Regions from separate parts of the Homo sapiens genome. Here regions 1 and 2 are each linked to region 3. Evidence: chromatin contacts called from ENCODE Hi-C or POLR2A ChIA-PET data. All regions are on one chromosome and are shown on one strand. Each heading gives the region's core, a stretch centred on a gene start or an enhancer-like site at or near the end of the contact. The rest is flanking DNA. Distances are from core to core; before and after follow the strand shown. Region 1 overlaps TTC9 (tetratricopeptide repeat domain 9). Region 2 holds the start of EXD2 (exonuclease 3'-5' domain containing 2). Region 3 holds the start of SRSF5 (serine and arginine rich splicing factor 5).

Evidence for each region. A loop is a pair of places that touch in the nucleus more often than their neighbours do. ChIA-PET counts read pairs that join two places held with the same protein, here RNA polymerase II (POLR2A). Pooled maps may share reads with other maps.
Region 1: a map with no recorded cell type shows a loop between it and region 3 (6-fold over the local background). The contact joins the enhancer-like site here to the promoter of SRSF5 in region 3. A Hi-C loop is called at or near these places in 2 of 168 maps with a recorded cell type or tissue (B cell and naive thymus-derived CD4-positive, alpha-beta T cell), 7 of 37 single-sample maps with no recorded cell type and 11 of 50 pooled maps. POLR2A ChIA-PET finds 5 or more read pairs at or near these places in 3 of 52 experiments (CD4-positive, alpha-beta T cell, GM10248 and OCI-LY7).
Region 2: a loop to region 3 is called in a pooled map, with 9 times the contacts of the local background. The contact joins the promoter of EXD2 here to the promoter of SRSF5 in region 3. A Hi-C loop is called at or near these places in 10 of 50 pooled maps. POLR2A ChIA-PET finds 5 or more read pairs at or near these places in 4 of 52 experiments (A673, CD4-positive, alpha-beta T cell, MCF 10A and 1 more).

The regions. Positions count from the first base shown.
Region 1 is chr14:70,667,220-70,670,522 of GRCh38, forward strand. It overlaps TTC9 (tetratricopeptide repeat domain 9), which reads left to right. Exons shown (of 3, transcript NM_015351.2): 2 at 345-527. Among named protein-coding and RNA genes, the nearest start is that of TTC9, 27 kb to the left of the region's middle. RefSeq lists an enhancer at 1-165. Within about 2 kb of position 2,037, at least 3 of the 41 ENCODE cell types and tissues checked have a DNase peak (open chromatin) inside an H3K27ac peak, as active enhancers do; they include B cell and OCI-LY7, where a contact is called at or near this core.
Region 2 is chr14:69,189,999-69,193,501 of GRCh38, forward strand. It overlaps EXD2 (exonuclease 3'-5' domain containing 2), which reads left to right and starts at 1,500. Exons shown (of 10, transcript NM_001193360.2): 1 at 1,500-1,593. The region is part of intron 3 of GALNT16-AS1 (GALNT16 and EXD2 antisense RNA 1); the gene reads right to left. RefSeq lists a silencer at 1,721-1,910.
Region 3 is chr14:69,765,465-69,769,018 of GRCh38, forward strand. SRSF5 (serine and arginine rich splicing factor 5) reads left to right here and starts at 1,678. Exons shown (of 8, transcript NM_001320214.2): 1 at 1,678-1,791; 2 at 2,674-2,818; 3 at 3,140-3,210; 4 at 3,334-3,432. The coding sequence starts at 2,693. LOC100289511 (a long non-coding RNA gene) reads right to left here and starts at 2,249. Exons shown (of 1, transcript NR_029378.1): 1 at 819-2,249. RefSeq lists enhancers at 1,545-1,594, 1,635-1,684, 1,794-2,558, 2,555-2,604.

The DNA.
Region 1 (3,303 bases), core at 787-3,286, 900 kb after region 3:
GTAATGACCTCAACTTGATCACCTCTGTAAAGATCCTGTCTCCAAATAAGGTCACATTCTTGTGTACTGCAGGTTAGGACTTCAACATATCTTTTGGTGGTGGAAGGGTGGGCATAATTCAACCCATAATACAAGGTTAAGTGACTTGCTCAAGCCTTGTTAACATGGCTTTTTAGTGATGAAACTGGTCAGGGAGGCTAGGATTATTGGAAGACAAATCCCAAGATGTAAACCCCAGTGGAAAACCCCAACCCTGCTAAACCTCTGGAGAGAAGCAACTCAAGGGAAACATGCAGAGCTGGCCACTGTTGTGCTGATGGCATTTTCCCTCCCTTCCTCCATAGCCTGCCTGCTCCAGGCTGAGCTGGTAAACTATGAACGAGTCAAGGAATATTGCCTCAAAGTCTTGAAGAAGGAAGGGGAGAACTTCAAGGCCCTTTACCGGTCTGGTGTGGCCTTCTACCACCTTGGGGACTATGACAAAGCACTCTACTACCTGAAAGAAGCAAGGACCCAACAACCAACAGGTAAGGCGGAAATAGCTGTTTTCTTACTTCCTCCCTGCTCTGGTGGCTCCTGGGACCTTCTCATTTCAGCAGTTTTCTTGGCTAGGAGGGCCAGGCAGGGACAGAGATGGCAAAATTAGGGATCAGATATATATGATAAGACCTAAGAGGAGCACACAGCCCATGCATTTGCCTAGGGTTTGAGTTCCAGGGAGCACAGGCCCCTCTTCTCTTCAAATAGAGTATAGAATTCCTCATCTTTTTCAACTCAGAATCCAGCTCTCTTCACTTATTCAACAAATATATATATATTGAATTCATACTATGTGCCAAGATTTGTGCTAAGCACCAAGGGAATCAATGAAAAGACACTGCCGCTACCCATGAGGCGCTCACATCTGGTTGATGACACAGAATACAAACAGGCAAATTTGATGCTAAGCCCAGCACCTTTCAGGAAGCATGCTCTGACTTCTCCAGTCAGATGCTATTCCTTAGGACATGTGTTATCTATAGCATTCACTTAGATCATATCCACCAGTCATTCATTCATTCATTCCACAGATATTTATTGAGGGGGTACAATATTGCTAGGTATATAGTAGTGAACAAAAGAAAGTTGTTGCCTTCAAAGAGCTTATATTATAATGGCTCACTGTCTATTGTAAGTGGGAAAAAAAAGTGTGGAGAGGGGACAGAACCCAGGGAGGGGCTCTCTACCAAGGGATGGCTAGAAGTCAACCAGTAAACAAGCAAACAAATAGTAAACAAATGAAATACTTAGTAGTAATAAACGCTGTGAAGAAAATAAAGCAGAATAAAGAGATCAAGAGTAAATGGGGGCGCTGGGCGTGGTGGCTCATGCCTGTAATTCCAGCACTTTGGGAACCCAAGGCAGGTGGATCGCTTGAGCTCAGAAGTTCAAGACCAGTCTGAGCAACATGGTGAAACCCCATCTCTACTAAAAATACAAAAATTAGCTGGGTGTGGTGGTGGACACCTGTAATCCCAACTACTTGGGAGGCTGAGGCAGAAGGATCACCTGAACCTGGAAGGCGGAGGCTACAGTGAGCCAAGATGGCACCACTGCACTCCAGCCTGAGCGACAGAACAAGACCTTGTCTAAAAAAAAAAAAAAAAAAGGAGTAAGGCTGGGCGCGGTGGCTCATGCCTGTAATCCCAGCACTTTGGGAGGCCGAGGTGGGTGGATCAGGAGGTCAAGAGATCAAGACCATCCTGGCTAACATGGTGAAACCCCGTCTCTACTAAAAATACAAAAAATTATCTGGGCATGGTGGCACGCACTTGTAGTCCCAGCTACTCAGGAGGCTGAGGCAGAAGAATCACTTGAACCCAGGAGGCGGAGGTTGCAGTGAGCCAAGATTGCGCCACTGCACTCCAGCCTGGGTGACAGAGCGAGACTGTCTCAAAAAAAATAAAAAAGAGTAAAGAGGGGGGAGCTATTTTAGACCAAGTGATCAGAAAGAGCCTCTCTGAGGAAGTAACATTTAAACAACTTTGACTTGATGTTGCTATTTTTGTTGTTTATATGGTTAATAATTTTTCTTTTTTCAGACAGAGTCTCGCTCTGTCGCCCAGGCTGGAGTGCAGTGGTGTGATCTCAGCTCACTACGACTTCCGCCTCTTGGGCTCAAATGATCCTCCCACCTCAGCGTCCCCAGTAGCTTGGACTACAGGCATGCACTACCATGCCTGGCTAATGTTTTTTATTTTTTGTATAGATGAAGTCTTGCTATGTTGCCAGGGCTGGTCTTGAACTCCTGGGCTCAAGCAATCCTTCTGCCTCGGCCTCCTAAAGTGCTGGGATTACAGGCATGAGCCACCACACCCAGCCTTTTTTTTTTTTTTTTAAACTCAATCTTCCTTTCAAAAGTCTTTAAAAAACTTTAGAATCAAGTCACAAATGTCCAAATGTATACTTTTTTTATCTTTTTAAAGAACACCTTGTTGTTGATTTATTTTCCGTACATAAATCGTGTTCCACCAACTGTAAGCAGCTTGAAGACTAACCATTGGACTCATTCAATAGAATTTTCTGGAGCACTGCTATCTGCCAGCACGGTTCTGGAGGATACGCCTGGCATTTTTTAGCATGATATAGTATTCATTTCTACTTCCAGAAGTAACTATTCCAGGCAGCCCTGTCACTCTTATGTTATGGTGTGTGTGGAACTTAGCAGTTGTTCCCTGCCATGCCATCCTCACTAATAACAGGAACTGGGAAGAAATGCCCCAGTTTTGGTGAGGTGGTCATCTGACCCTGCTTATAACGACAAAAATAAGACAATAAAGCAAAGTCATTTTAAACTCTTCAAGCTTAAAAAAATTACATTAGACTAATATTTGTTGATCATTGTTTTAAGCACTTTTAGACTTACCTATTTTGGGCTTCAGAGCAATTTCATGAGGCAGGTATTACAGTCCTCAGGAGAGACAGGCTTTGCAGCCAGACACACCATTTACTATGTGTCTCCTTGGCATCTGACTCAATCTCGCTAGGTCCCTATTCCATTTTGTCACAGTGAGGAGAAGGATACATACCTTGCGGGATTGTATTGAGGATTAAATGAGATCATGAAGGTTAGAAACCTGGCACAAGGTTGGCATTCAAAAATGGAGCTTGTTGGCTGGGCGCGGTGGCTCACTCACGCCTCTGATCCCAGCACTTTGGGAGGCCAAGGTGGGCAGATCACCTAAAGTCAGGAGTTTGAAACGAGCCTGGCCAATATGATGAAACCCCGTCTCTACTAAAAATACAAGAATTAGCTGGGCGCAG
Region 2 (3,503 bases), core at 250-2,749, 580 kb before region 3:
CTGGAGTAGCTGGGACTACAGGTGCACACCATGATGCCCAGCACTTTGGGAGGCCGAGGTGGGAGGATCGCTTGAGGCCAGGAGTTCAAGACCAGCCTGGGCAACACAGTGAAAATCCCTAAAGTGCTGGGATGACACGTTGAGCCACTGTGCCCCAGCTAGGGGTGAAATTGTTGGAACAAAGTCTTTTCACATATTCAGATTCAGTTGATACCGCCAAACAGTTAAACAAAGTGATTGCATCAATTTATGTTCCCTTCAGGAGCATATGAGAGTTGTGGTTGCTCCACAATCTTGCCAATACTTGACATTTTCTTTTTCATTTAGCTATATCTCATTGTGGTTTTAATTTGCATTTCCTCTTTATCCTTTGTTTTTTAAGTGTTTCAAGATGGAGCAGATAAAAATTCAGGGAGTTAATCCTCTATAATAGCTGGAAATTTCCCCCATGGGTACTCATTCAATGGAATTTAAAACATTTGCCCCTGTATTGAAGGCAATATAGTATAAAGGATGGGGCCACATGCTCTGCAATCAGAAATATGAGGTTTGATTCCTAACTCCGGTGCTTACTTGCTGAATTACCTTGAGGAAGTTATTTAACCTTTTTCTATTTTATGTAAAACGGCACTAATAATAGTACTGCCTCACAGGGTTGTTATGGGGATTAAAGGAGAAAAAATAAGTAAAATGCTTTGCAAAGTTCCTAGCAACAGGTGAGCACAAAGTCAACAAATGGTAGCTATTATTATACCTTATATTGGTTATTTATGCACATCTCATTTCTCCTTCTGTTTTACACATTCCATGAGAAAGGAAAAGCATGCATGTAGCACAGATTAACTGCCTCACATATAATTGCTAATAAAGACTGATTGGATGAACGATTTAATATATAAACAAAAAGTATTGTGGTTATCGCTATAAAAGATGGCATAGGTTGGGCATTCACGCCTGTAATCCCAGCACTTTGGGAGGCCGAGTTGTGAGGTTCGCTTGAGCCCAGGAGTTCGAGACCAGCCTAGGCAATGTAGGGAGACAGTATCTACAAAAAAAAAAAAAAAAAAAAAAAAGGAGGGTACATAAAATTATTATAGTGGCTATAGGATAATGTGCACTGCTAATGAAGACTACATTATTTAAATACAGTGTCTTTCCTTCTATTTACTGTTATCGTTTAGCAGAAAAACAGTACGCAGGATACTAAAGAAGGAAAATTCGATGTCCCATATTACATTTGTGAGAGTTCTGGAGGTTTCTCCCTTCAAAGCCAAAACCAAAACACAAACATACCATCCCAGTAACAAATGCGTCACTTTTCTGAAGAAGACGTTAAGCCCTTCCAATTTTAACAGATCCTTTGTTCAACAGAGGAGAGAGACTGGGTAGGCATCACCTGCCCCAGTAGCTTCCGTACAAAATGGCGTTGCCCGTTCCCACACGCCAGCTGGGATTACGTCCTCCAGGCCTGTCGCAGGAACGGAAGTGGTTACGGCCCTAGTGAATCCGGGTGGGTGCGCGCAGGCGGCCGCACAGGTTCCAGGTCTTTAACGTGAGCCCGCTGCAGGTGTGCGGCCCAGTCCGAGACAGCAGGTAAGTGAGGCTCAGAAGCCGGCGAAGCCTTGCACCAGGATTGTGCGCGGGGCAGGGGGTGCTTCCAGTGCAGACTAAGAGGGGTCGTGGAGCGGGGGGATATTACCGTGTACGGGGGTGACATTGCGGGGCCCCCGCTGTCCCGGAGCGAGTTGGCCCTGCCCCTCTCCCCGCCCCTCGGCGTGACCCCCTCGCCCCCGTCGCACACGGCGGGGCGGTTCAGCACCCAGGTGCGCAAGGAGGGCCTCACCCCTGCCCGCGGCCTCCCACGCCCTCCTTGGGCCTCTCCTTTCGACCCCCTTACCCTCTCCCTGGGAGACTCTACCAGACCTTCGAGGCTGCGTGTCCCAGTCAGCTAAAAAGGAGGCCCCGCCCGCGGCACCTGGTAGCTCCTCGGGCGCTGCGGGTTCGACGCGGCAACAGCTGCTGTTTTCTCTCCTGGATTCGTGTGAGCCGCCACCCTCGCTACCATCCCTGTCCTCCCAGACCACACCCTGCTCTGGGCCTTGCCGGGAGCCACCTCTTTGGCTTTTCACATCCCTGGGATGGATCAAAACTAAGAACCTTAATCATTATTTATTACAAAATTGACATCTGCTCCTTAAAATACAAACAAACCAATCCCCCGATAAGCTTTTGATATGATTCCAACATTCAAACTCCTTTATATACCCTCTCCTCAAAAACACAAAATTGAAATTATACTTTATTTTCTTAGTTCTGTTCCAAGGATAGAAGGAATTGAAAGGTTTTGTTAATCATAGGAATTAGGAAGTGCGGGTTGGGGCGCAGCGGGGAAGATGGATTAAATTTGGTCAAGTTGAGCTTGTTTTAAAAATGTATTTTTAAAATATTCTAGTTATAGTCCGTGCATAAAGCCTTGTAACAAAATTATGTAAAAATTTTAAACACAGATCTTTCTTAGCTTGATGTTCTTGGTGGTGAGGGTGGGGAGTGTGGAAGACAGATCCTCTTTGATTTTGTTTTTTTCCATCTCCACCTTCTTTACCAGTCCCTTTCCCACAAAATAAGAACTGTTGTCAGTTTGTGTGTATTTTTCTTTGCATTTATTTGACAAGTATGTGTACGTATAAGATATATGTTTGTAAGATTTCGCTTTAAACTTTTACAAATATGCATGTTTTATGCATTACACAACTTGACGTTTTATGCTTAAAAACGGGTCTTGGAATTTTTTCTTTGTCAGTACCTAGAGATCTACCTATTCTTTCTACTTGCTCTGTAAATTCCATGGTTATGTAAGATTCCATAGATTGTTTCCAGTTTTTCATTGTTAGACACAGTATGGCGGAGAACATCCTTCCCACACACCTCTGTGAGAGCCCATGTGAGAGCATTTCTCAAGGATGGGTACCTGCAGGTGGAATTGCTGGGTGGGAGAGTATGGGGATTTAGGAATGCCAAACTGCCACCCACGGTGGATAATAATTTCCTCCATTCTCTCTCTCTTTTTTTTTTTTTTTTGAGACAGAGTCTTGCTCTGTTGCCCAGGTTGGAGTGCAGTGGCGTGATCTCAGCTCACTGCAGCCTCTGCCTCCCAGGTTCAAGCGATTCTCCTGCCTCAGCCTCCCGAGTAGCTGGTATTACAGGCACCCGCTACCACGCCTGGCTAATTTTTGTATTTTTAGTAGAGACGGGGTTTCACCGTATTTGCCAGGCTGGTCTCAAACTCCTAAACTCGAGTGATCCGCCTGCCTTGGCCTCCCGAAGTGATGGGATTACAGGCGTGAGCCACCGTGTCTGGCCCACCATGCTCTTTTGATCATTTAATGGTATCGATCTTTTTTGTTTTTGCCAATCTGATGGATGGAAAAGTGATTTCTCTTTGCTGTTTTAATTTGCATTCCCCTGATTACTATTGAGATTGAACATCTTCATGATTGTCAGCC
Region 3 (3,554 bases), core at 428-2,927:
AGTGAGTGAAATAAAAATAGTTGCTTTCACAGTAAACATAAATGTAGAAAGTAATCGGAAGACTTGTTTATTATGCAGAAACCAAACAAATGTAATTAAATACCAACTGGTTTGGGACAATTTGTGCATTATAAAATGCCAATGTTCATCAGGCCAACAACTAGGTAACATTTTTTTCTTTTCATTGAACAAATACATTAAATACATATTGTGTTATAAACCCATCCTTAACTCCCACATTATAGGTAACTAACTTCACTGAGGCTCTTTTTATTTGTACATATAACTATGAATGGACAAGCTTATCCCTTACAAACTATCCAAGTTTCAGTTCTGAGTGCCTAAAGGCCCCTGAGGTCGAGTTAAGGGTCAGTTGCTCTCCTTCCGGAACTACTTTTTCTCTGTTTAACTCTAGTTGCAAGCATGCAACTCCACATTCCAGGCACTTCTCAAAAATGGGGTGCACTGGGTTCTACATAAAAGCATTAAAGCGAAGTTAAGCAATCTCTTTATGCCTAAGTTTCTAGGTCTACCAACCTTATCGGGACAACGCGGGAGTTAATATGGAGGGCTGTGTTTTACACCCACTTTGAAAGCACGGCATTGTCTGTTTCTAAAGAATTGTAAACTTTCATGTGTTACATTACAGAAATCTGAACGGAGAGGATTAACCAAATACCATTTGGACTTAAAAGCAGCTTGAGGCCGGGCGCGGTGGCTCATGCCTGTAATCCCAGCACTTTGGGAGGCCGAGACGGGCCGATCACGAGGTCAGGAGATCGAGACCATCCCGGCTAACACGGTGAAACCCCGTCTCTACTAAAAATACAAAAAAATTAGCCGGTGTGGTGGCGGGCGCCTGTAGTCGCAGCTACTCGGGAGGCTGAGGCAGAAGAATGGCGTGAACCCGGGAGGCGGAGCCCAGATCGCGCCACTGCACTCCAGCCTGGGCGACAGAGCAAGACTGTCTCAAAAAAAACAACAAAAAACAGCTTGAAACCTCTTCCAGCCACTCTCCCAGAGTGACGGACATGCAGAAATCTGTATTCCAGCCTCAATTCAAGACAGCCTTCTAGCTGCAGTCCCATTTTCAACATTTCATCAGTGAAAATCCTTTCATTTAAAAAATACTTCAGTGCCTTAGTCTTCTCACCACAACAAAACCACACAGCTGTGGCATGGTTGAAAAAAGAACTCGAACATCTAGGAGCTCCCTGCTTTGAGGGCAAATTTAAATTGCAAGCAGCAAGAGCTAAGGAAAGGCCAGGTATTTCTGCAAAGCTAAGTTTCTCCTAATTAGTAATCTTCTGGGTGTCTAAGAAAAACTTTAGATACAAGAAGGGTTGCCACTTTTCTCAGGAGACTCTTCTGGGAGAGATGATGATGAACCGAACGCCAAGGACTTAGCAGGGGCGAACGACGTCAACAGATGTCCCTCCAGACTCCGGCACCAGCCGGCCGAGCCCAAACGAGTTCTCGCCCCCGACCCCACCCACCGCGGGAGCAGGGTTCGGTCACTCGCAGTGTCAGAGAGGCCCACATCCTCCTAAATTTCCGGCCCTCCCAAAACTTCCGTCTTCCCTAGGTCCAACGGGGTGGACCCAAGGCCCAGGGGCGTCCCCGGAAGTGACGTAGGACGCGCCCTCCATTTTGTGGAGCGCCAGAGCTGCTAAGTGCGTCAGTTGTGGAGTGGCGTAGACGAGTTAAGTCCTGGTCTGCGTGGAGGTCGACGACTCCGTCGCAGACTACGGACCTGTCTGGGTCTCAGCCGCCAAAGACCCCGTCCGGTAGGTGAGTGGCTCACTTTGAGGGCAAGCCTTCTCGGATCGAGGCTTCTTCATGGCCGCTCAGATCGTGAGCGGCCGGGGCTGCTCTCTTTGCGGAGGATGGCGTCTAATGAGCGCAGTTGATTCGAGGTGGGCGCTGGGGCACGTCTCCCTTTTGGCATACTGTTTGAGGGGTACTGAGGTGAAAGGGCGGTCACTGTTCGGGTCGTTTTTACACAGCGGTTGTGCGCCCGTCCCTGCCAGTCTTAATGTCTTCATCTCCTGGACACGTAGAATAGTGGGCCGGGATCTCCCTGACTTTGCTGGCGATGCGGCTGGGCCTTTTGTAGGGCGGCCGCAGTGACCCCCGAGAAGGGGGTTGCTGGGAGGAGAAGGGAAGAGGGAATTTGGCACGCGCAGCTCTGCTGCCTTTGATTCCACCGCCGCCATTTTGTGGCCGCAGAGCGCCCGCCCGCTGCTGTTGGCGCAGGCGCGGTCGAGGCGTCGCGAGATTCTGGCTTCCACCCGCTGTGACGCGCCCGCGAGGCCGCCATTGGGCTGGCTTTGCGGAGGGCGCGGGCGGCTCCGCCCGCACTTCTCGGCCTTTCCTAACTGCGGCAGATGGGAGGGGGCCGGAGAGCCCGGAGAGTGTGCGGCTGCGCAGTTGGAAAGGTGGCAGTGGGCGTTGCGGTTGCTGCGGTCTGGGCCCAGTAGCGGACCGTGTTGGGAGGGAGCTGGGTTTTCATTTTGTCTGCAGGTAACCTGGCCTCATTAGAGGCTCTGTTGGCAATCTCGTTCATAACATCACTGTGTAAACATTTTATGCCGTTGATGTTTTTGATTGTTTAATCAGGCGTTTCTCTGTGACAGTCATTGCTATTATCTCGATTGAATTACTTTCTAATAGGAAGTACTAGCCGGACATCATGAGTGGCTGTCGGGTATTCATCGGGAGACTAAATCCAGCGGCCAGGGAGAAGGACGTGGAAAGATTCTTCAAGGGATATGGACGGATAAGAGATATTGATCTGAAAAGAGGCTTTGGTTTTGTGGTAAGTATTTAGAACTGGGTGAATTATCTGCTAAGTAGGTAGAGTTTTGATAAGCAGTTGTTTTCGATCTTGAGTCCGGGTGGAATATTTGCCTTCAGAAAATGTTACCCAGCCTTATGTCTGAATTTTATTGAGGCTGAAAACAACTTTAACTTGCCGGCTCACTGGAACCCCACTCCCAGTGGCTCCTTGATTAGGTTTGACTGTATGGCAGTGTCGTTAAGATACTCTTCCCATTCTGTCTCCTGATTTCAGTGCTCTTAATGTGTTGTAGAATACTCTTCTAAAGCCAATGTTAAGAGTCTTATGCTTACATTTTAGGAATTTGAGGATCCAAGGGATGCAGATGATGCTGTGTATGAGCTTGATGGAAAAGAACTCTGTAGTGAAAGGTGAGATTCCTGTGTAACTAGATAACCCTGGGACATAGAGCAGACTGGGTCTGCTGGCATATTTTTCTAAGTAGATTTATGTAGCTTAAGTGTGTAACGGAGATTTTTCTTCCCTTTTTGTAGGGTTACTATTGAACATGCTAGGGCTCGGTCACGAGGTGGAAGAGGTAGAGGACGATACTCTGACCGTTTTAGTAGTCGCAGACCTCGAAATGATAGACGGTATGTGAAGGGTGGATGGCTGCATTGAACAATTATTGTAGGGGTAGCATTTAAGATTCAGGAGTCATTAGCAGTGATGATTTTGGGTCCTGCCGTATAATCTGTTCTTCTATTCCCACGTT